Regions from separate parts of the Homo sapiens genome. Here region 2 is linked to region 1. A link is an interaction called in ENCODE POLR2A ChIA-PET data of the cell type or tissue named here. Cell type or tissue: IMR-90. All regions are shown on one strand. Links, peaks and the distances in the headings refer to the core of each region. The heading gives the core; the rest is flanking DNA. Region 1 has its middle 21 kb from the start of SNAPC3. Region 2 overlaps SNAPC3 (small nuclear RNA activating complex polypeptide 3).

Region 1 (4,396 bases), core at 233-4,232:
ACATTTTCTCTAAGTTGTCAAATTTATTAGCATAAAGTTCATCATAATATTCCCTTATTCCCTTTCTTTCTATAGGATTTCTTGTGATGTCCCCTTTTTGACTCCTGATAATTTTAATTTGTCTCTTCTCTGTTTTTTCTTTATCATTTTCCCTCAATTTTATTAGCCTTTTCAATGAATTAACTTTTGGCTGTAATAGTTTGATCTGTCTTTTCTGTGATTTATCTTTCTTATTTCCATTCTTATTGGTTCTTCTACTTACTTTTTGTTTATTTTTTTTTCTAGCTTCTTAAGGTGGAAACTCAGAGCCTTAATTTGAAGGCTTATCTATTTTCTAATATAATCAATCATTTTAGACTATAAATTTCCCCCTAAGTGCTGCATTAGCTACATCCCACAAATTTTGATATGTTGTGTTTTCATTATCATTCAGTTTTAAATACTTTAAAATTTCTCTTGGAATTTCTTTTCTGACCTGTAGGTTGTTTAGAAGTAGGTCATTTGCCGGGCACGGTGGCTCACGCGTGTAATCCCAGCATTTTGGAAGGCCAAGGCAGGCGGATCATGAGGTCAGGAGATCCAGACTATCCTGGCCAACATGGTGAAACCCTGTCTCTACTAAAAATACAAAAATTAGCCGGGCATGGTGGCGCAGGCCTGTAGTCCCAGCTACTCAGGAGGCTGACGCAGGAGAATCACTTGAACCCAGGAGGCGGAGGTTGCAGTAAGCCAAGATCACGCCACTGCACTCCAGCGTGGATGACAGAATGAGACAGTCTCAAAAAAAAAGAAGTATGTCATTTAATATCCAAAATATTTGGGCTTTTTTGTTTGTTTGTTTGTTTGTTTGTTTACTAGAGACAGGGTCTCACTCTGTTACCCAGGCTGGAGTGTAGTAGCACCATCATGGCTTACTATAACCTTGAACTCCTGAGCTCAAGTGATCCTTCCACCCCAGCCTTCCCAGTAGCTGGGACTACAGGCACATGCCACCATGCCTGGATAATTTTTAAATTTTTTTGTAGAGACAAGGTCTCACAATGTCGCCCAGGCTGGTCTCAAACTCCTTAGCTAGAGCTATCCTCCCGCCTCAGCACTGAGATTACAGGCATGAGCCACCATGTCCAGCTTGGGTTTTATTTTTTTTAAAGATATCTATGGCAACTCATTTCTAGTTTTATTTTTCAGTGGTCAGAGAACATACTCTGCATTACTTCCGTTTTTTGAAATTTGAGACATATTTTATGGCCCAGTATATAGTTTATCTTGCTGAACATTCCGAGTGACTTGAAAAGAATGTACACTCTGCAGTTCTTGGGTTAGTGTTCTCTAAATGTTAATTAGTCCAAGTTGACCTAATAGTATTGCTCAAATGTTCCATATCCAAGATTATTTGTCTTTCTGTTCTATCAATTATTGAAAGAGTAGTTAAAATCTTCAGCTATAATTTGAACTTAGCTACTTTCCCTTTCAGTTCTTCAACTTTTTGCTTTTGCTAGGCCTTGCAGATCCTTGCCTTACATACACGCATTTCAGCCTCAGCCAAGAAGCCCACAGGAGCTACCCCACAAACATTTCTGGCCCCTTTCTTCTCCATTCTCCTTCAAGTGCAGAGCCCTCTCAGTGGTTCATTGTCCCACAAATTCCAACTCTCTCAGCAGCTTCAGAAGCCCCTTATTCTCTTCTTGGGCTCTTTACTGTGCAGTCCAGAGAGCTCCGGCAGATAAACTTGGAGCTCACCTCACTAGTTTCCCTTCTTTAAAGGATTATAGCCCGTATCTGTCATCCTGAGCCTGAAAATAGTAGTTCCATATATTTTGTTTAGATATTTTTAAACTTTATTTTATCTTTTATAAATAGAGACAAGATCTCTCTATGTTGCCCAGGCTGGCCTCAAATTCTTGACCTCAAGCAATCCTCCTGCCTCAGCCTCCCAAAGTGCTGGGATTACAGGCATAAGCCACCAAACTCAGCTAGGACTTTGACATACAAAATATATCAATAACAAAAACAAAACCAACTCATAAGGAACAATATAAAGAAGAGTAGAAAGCATAACTCGCTACTAGTTGCAGGTTTTTGTAGTTCCAGTGACTAAATCCCTGTCCGTCATGGTTTTGGGTGATGGATCCCCACCAGGTTACTTAAGGGTGTATGTCCACTCCTTGAGCCCTGAAGGCTGGGCAGTGAGCCAAGGCCGTGATGACCAGCTGAAAAGAAAGTGTCCCTAAGAACCTAAACATTCCAGAGCATGTCTGGGAACATACCAAAAAAAACAGTCTCGTCGCACGCAGTAGGCAAAGGGCAAAAAAAAAAAATAGCTTAAAAGCAGTTTACAGATGGGTGGTAGAGCAGTTCTCCGGAGATGTCCTGCTGCTGCCCAGGAATGCCCTGTCCGTAAGTCCTAATTAAGAATAACTAGACTTCTCTGGGTCATTCTTTGGTCTCTTGACTCCTTCCCAATTTGAAAGGATGTTCTTCTGTACAGTCCTGTGTCTTTCCCGTAACACACAGGCAGCCATAGAGAGCAATCACTGGGTGAGAAATGGAGTTTGGAGTCAGGCAAATCAGAATTCAAGTCCTACTCTCAGCATTTGCTCCTTGGATAACTTGGTACAAATAATGTGTATTTTCCCCAGGGTTTAGTTTTATCATCTTGAAAACAGAAATAATAATAGGACCTAATTCCTAGAATAGTTTAGAAGATTAAATGTACCAGATATATTGCCTGGAACCCGGAAGCACTTGATAAATAATAGTTTCTGCTTTCAATGAATTAGTTTTCATGGAATCAGTCCTTTTCCTTATTTTGTACCCCTACTACCCACCCTACACAAACAAACAAAATGCCCAACTTACATAAGGGTGTTAGTGTATGTAGCAGACCAAGTGAGGAAATGGGCAGGATTTAAATCACAGAAACCTAACACCTTAAAATTGAATATTAGACACATCTACTCCTATAAAGGTCTTTCCATTACTTCCAGGAACCTTGAGATCTAGCCCACCACTCTGTTGCTGAGCCCTCTCTACCTATTTCTATGCCATCCCTCTACCTTCACAATTCTGTTAATTTCTTGTGCACATAAGTTTGCCTCACATTCTATCCATAAAGGTCTTTTCAAATACAAAAATTTTTCCCAGAAGGATATTTTTTCTCAGTTGTTGATATAACTTTCTTTCTTACTCATTTACATTTGGTTTACATTTTGGAATTCTGAATAAGTACATCATTTGAAAAAAAAAAGGTTTTCATTTCCAAAAATTGGGAGGAGGGTAGTATAAAAACTTCTATAGACCAGAGAAGTATAGAAGACAATATGCCAAATTATACTTTAGAAATTATAGGGGCCAGGCACAGTGGTTCACACCTGTAATCCCAGCACTTTGGGAGGCCGAGACGGGCGGATCATGAGTTCAGGAGATCGAGACCATCCTGGCTAACACGGTGAAACCCCATCTCTACTAAAAATACAAAAAAATTAGCCAGGCATGGTGGCGAGTGCCTGTAGTCCCAGCTACTCGGGAGGCTGAGGCAGGAGAATGGCATGAACCCGTGAGGCAGAGCTTGCAGTGAGCTGAGATCGCACCACTGCACTCCAGCCTGGGCGACAAAGCGAGACTCCATCTCAAAAAAAAAAAGAAAGAAAGAAAGAAAGAAACTATAGGTAAGTTGCAAGTTTCCTTGGGAATCACACTGGTGTGGCACTCAATTCTGCTTCTTTAAATCTCATATTTTATGTGTAAAAAAAAGCAAAGAAGTAGAGAAGAATGTCAAGGATACTGGCATATTTTTGTGGAGGCTAACAAAATGTGGCAACAGTATGGCATAGATCTGCAGACCAAATTAAAGCTCTCTAAGGCAGAAGTGATCTCTAATTGCCTTAAAGGCTGTAAAACCAGAGGCAAGGCATTTTTAGAGCAATGGAAGAGCCTAGATGTCATCTGATCAATCCCTCACTTTACAGATGAGATACGAAGCCACCAGCTAACTAACAGCACAGCTGAGTTAGAGTGGAGGGTTCCTGACTCCAAGTGCATTCTATTGTCCCTGATTGGCTGGCTTGTAGTCACTATCAAGACAGGTACCATGGGCCCTGTGTGCATGTGATAAGACTCAAGAGGACCTAGAGGGCGCTGTGATAGGGAAAATGTGATCACTGGAGGCTCAGATAATTTTGTTCATGTTACTTTACCTTCCTCTGCTTAAATTAATTTATCTATCAAAAGAGACCTAATCCTGGAAGGAAACTTTAGGTGGTGGGATATATTTATGGCGTAGATTGTGGTGATGTTTTAACGGGTGTATACTCATCACCAAACTCATTAAATTGTATACATTAAATATGTACATCTTTTTGTGTGTCACTTATACTTCAATAAAGTGTATTTTTAG
Region 2 (4,396 bases), core at 175-4,174, 53 kb after region 1:
GCGATCCGCCCACCTCGGCCTCCCGAAGTGCTGGGATTACAGGTGTGAGCCACCATGCCCAGCCTTGCATTTCTTTATACTATAAATAATTGAAGACCCCAATGAGCTACTGCTTATGTGGGTTATAACTATCACTATTTATAATATTAAACATTGAAACTAAGAAGTATTTGAAATATTAATCTCATTACATACTAACATTTTGTGAAAAATATTTTTCAAAACACAATGAGTGGCATTGTTACACATTTTGCATTTAAGCTAAAGTGATGCACATCATGTAACCTGCAGAAAACTGATCCCTTATGAAAATTCAGCGTTCCTAATCTCAACATGTGTCAAACATTTTGGTCTTCATCTCAAGATGGCAACTGTCCAGTTAGTTGGGTGAGCTAGGTTAATGTGAATTACTGCAATCACAAACTGTTTTCTGTAGTTTTTAAGTTTTTGTGGAAAAATGATATATCCTTGCCTTTTCCCCCCTCAGAACTATCATTGAGTGGTCAGAGTCCCATGATAGAGGCTATGGAAAGTTTCAGACTGCTAGAATGGAAGATTTCACCTTCAATGACTTGTGTATTAAACTGGGTTTTCCTTACTTATACTGTCATCAGGGAGACTGTGAACATGTCATTGTCATTACTGACATAAGGTAGGTGACAGCACTTAAGACATTTTGTTACCTTTTTTTTTCTTTATTTCAGAGTACAAAACCAGAGATAGTTTTTTTAAAAATAAGAGGAGTAAAAGTAATAACCATTGCAACTTGGCTTGGGAGCAGCAAAAATACTGTCTTCTTTCCATGCAAATACCAACTCTTTCCATCCATTTGCATCCTCTATTGTTCATTATTTTGGAAAATCTTTAAGAAATACTTTACTATTAGACGGTTAAAAATCTGTTAATACTTTAAAAAGTATCTCTATTTTGTATTAAATAGCTGTTATTCAGATATAGTACTTATCCATTTATATATAACATTGCAACTTTATTTTTAGGTTTGTCTTTTTGCCAAAATTTGAAGAAGATAAAAGGGAATTGGAGGAAGAGTAATTCTAATATTTGACAAATGTGAAGTCTTAATGCTTTGACAAAGATTTAAATTGGGAAGGAGCTAAGATAGTCTAAAATAAGACTTAGGGATGAGTTATAAATTTTAGACAGCTAATAGCTCTATTCCATGAATAAGGCTATTCATTTCCTCTTTATTTAGGAAATCACAGTTTAAGAAGGAATACTATGTACGAATAAACCCTGCTCCATTGCTGGTTTGATTCCTTATGAGAGACCATTTAAAAGTTTTTTGTGGAACAATAATGTACCTGTGTTTGACCAGTAATTAGAAACCAGTAATTACTGGTATTAATTAGTAATTTATTATACCACTAATAGAAACTGATGCCTGCCGGGTGCAGTGGCTCACGCCTATAATCCCAACACTTTGGGAGACTGAAGTGGGCAAATTGAGCCCAGGAGTTCGAGACCAGCCTGAACAATATGGTGAAACCCTCTCTACAAAGAATACAAAAATTAGCTGAGCATAGTGGTGTGTGCCTGTAATCCCAGCTACTCAGGTTAAAACGTGAGGATTGCTTGAGACCAGGAGGTCAAGGCTGCAGTGAGCTATGATCATGCCGCTGCATTCCAGCCTGGGTGACAGAGTGAGACCTTGTCTCAAAAAAAAAAAAAAGAAAAAAAGAAAGAAGCTGATGCTTTCAGAAAGTCCCTGCTTCCATTTTTGGTCTTACTGACTCTTCTCCAAAATTTTGTATCCCATGCACTCCATCTCAGGAAACTATCAGAAGATGTAAAAGTGCTTCACAGAAAGTGTAAACCATGAACAAGAAAGACATGGAATGCAACACAGAATAGGTTAAATAGACATAAAAGGGATTCTCAGAATTATGGAAAAGTGAAATCCCAGTGTGAGAGCTTTACACCAGACCCAGAGATTTGATCAAGGGTCTGGAGCCAGGAGCATACAGAACTCAGGAAGGATGTCTGGGAGGAAAAATAGAACTGGTAGACTCCCGGTTGTTCACTGTTCTGTCAGAAAATAGGGGACTGAATTCGTGACAGGTACACTGAAAATTAAGCAAATGGGCCAGGCCCGGTGGCTCACGCCTGTAATCCCAGCACTTTGGGAGGCCAAGGCGGGCAGATCACGAGGTCAGGAGATCGAGACCATGCTGGCTAACACAGTGAAAGCGTCTCTACTAAAAATACAAAAATTAGCCAGGCGTGGTGGTGGGCACCTGTAGTCCTAGCTACTCGGGAGGCTGAGGCAGGAGAATGGCGTGAACCCGGGAGGTGGAGCATGCAGTGAGCTGAGATCGTGCCACTGCACTCCAGCTTGGGTGACAGAGCAAGACTCCATATCAAAAAATAAATAAATAAGAAAATTAAGCAAATGCAAATGGGAGAGAATTAATAGATTAATAGCTACAAAACAAAATGTCGTCCAACAGATGTCAACTGTGTGGCTTAGGTAGAAGTAGCAGTAATTCGTCCTGAATTAAATATCTGTTTAACCAAAATTATGGTAGTTCTGTGGTGAGAAGTTGAGGAGCTAAATTCTAAACAAACAATTAAGAATGGAAAACAATTGCCCCTAGGGAAGAAGAATGGGGAGGCAAGAGCCAGAAGAATACATAAACCTTGGATTTATATGACTTTTAAAATTATAGACAGTACATTTATGTCTTTGATGTTATTAAAATTTTATATCAGCAGCCTGGCATGGTGGCTCATGCCTGTAATCCCAGCACTTCGGGAGGCCAAGGTGGCCAGATTACTTGCAGTCAGGAGTTCAAGACCGGCCTGGCCAACATGGTGAAATCCTGTCTCTACTAAAAATACAAAAATTAGCCAGGTGTGGTGATGGGCGTCTGTAGTCCCAGCTACTTGGGAGAGTGAGGCACGAGAATCACTTGAACCCGGGAAGCGGAGGTTGCAATGAGCCAAGATCGTGCCATTGCACTCCATCCTGGGTGACAGAGCAAGACTGTATCAAAAGAAAAAAAAAATTATATAAGCTGTTCTGCCTGCTCTTCCTTTCAAATGTGGGAAAATGTGCTGGCCTTGTAATAAACATAAGATGGAAGGCAATCCCCTATTCTCTCTGATGGCCTTATTTTTCATATATTTTTCTTTTTTTTTTTTTGAGACGGAGTTTCGCTCTGTTGCCTAGGCTGGAATGCAGTGGCATGATCTCAGCTCACCGCAACCTCTGTCTCCTAGGTTGAAGCAATTCTCATGCCTTAGCCTCCCAAGTAGCTGGGATTACAGGCACGTGCCACCTTGTCCGGCTAATTTTTGTATTATTTATTTATTTTTTTGAGACCGAGTTTCGCTCTTGTTGTCCCAGCTGGAGTGCAGTGGCGTGATCTCGGCTCACCACAACCTCTGCCTCCCAGGTTCAGGCAATTCTTCTGCCTCAGCCTCCCGAGTAGCTGGGATTACAGGCATGCGCCACCACGCCCAGCTAATTTTGTATTTTTAGTAGAGACAGGGTTTCACCATGTTGGTCAGGCTGGTCTCGAACTCCCGACCTCAGGTGATCCGCCCACCTCAGCCTCCCAAAGTGCTGGGATTACAGGCGTGAGCCACCATGCCAGGCCTAATTTTTGTATTTTTAGTAGAGACGGGGTTTCACCATGTTGGCCAGGCTGGTGTCGAACTCCTGACCTCAGGTGATCCGCCCATGTCGGCCTCCCAAAGTGCTGGGATTACAGGCAAGAGCCACTGCGCCTGGCCTTTTCCGTACATTTCTTATAGTGTAGGCCTATTTCTATAAACAACGTGATTCCAAGGCTGAAGGATAAAAACATGACCATTAAACTCATGGTAACTTCTTGATACAGTGATCAACAAAAGAAACATGATTTGTTTGAGTGTCAAAGACAAACAATTTACACTTTTTTTTTTTTCTTGAGAGGGGATGTCACTCTGTTGCTCAGGTTGGAGTGCAGTGGCAAAATCATGGCTCAATGCAGCCTCAACCTCCTGGGCTGAAGTAGTCGTCTTCCCTCAGTCTTTCCCATAGCTGAGATTATAGGCATATGCCACCATGCCTGGCCAATTTTTCTATTTTTTGTAGAGACAGGGTCTCACTTTGTTTCCTAGGCTGGTCTTGAACTCCTGAGCTCAAGCGATCCTCCTGCCTTGGCCTCCCAAAGTGCTGGGATTGCAGGCGTGAGCCACCACATCTGCCCTTTTATTTTTTTAAATGGTTTACATTTATTAAGAGTATGCAATGTAGGGCTTTTTAAAAGGCCATTTATAGAAGTCATTTTTATCTTACAGGTGGATTTAATCATTCATTGCCATTCCATAATACCAACTATCAAAAGGTTAATTATTTTCTGATGGTGAAAGTTTTAATTTTAAAAAAATC

Evidence for each region. Peaks named below come from ENCODE experiments on the same cell type or tissue, not always from the same donor. Only the 100,000 strongest peaks of a DNase experiment are listed, where the experiment ranks them.
Region 2: POLR2A ChIA-PET joins it to region 1 with 5 read pairs; 2 of 35 experiments call an interaction of 5 or more read pairs at or near these places.

Annotation. Positions count from the first base shown.
Region 1 is chr9:15,399,244-15,403,639 of GRCh38, forward strand. No RefSeq gene overlaps it. Among named protein-coding and RNA genes, the nearest start is that of SNAPC3, 21 kb to the right of the region's middle. In IMR-90, for the core only: no CTCF peak of the experiment used is centred there; no DNase peak of the experiment used is centred there; H3K27ac peaks cover 1,581 bases.
Region 2 is chr9:15,452,554-15,456,949 of GRCh38, forward strand. It overlaps SNAPC3 (small nuclear RNA activating complex polypeptide 3), which reads left to right. Exons shown (of 9, transcript NM_001039697.2): 7 at 488-652. Among named protein-coding and RNA genes, the nearest start is that of SNAPC3, 32 kb to the left of the region's middle. In IMR-90, for the core only: no CTCF peak of the experiment used is centred there; no DNase peak of the experiment used is centred there.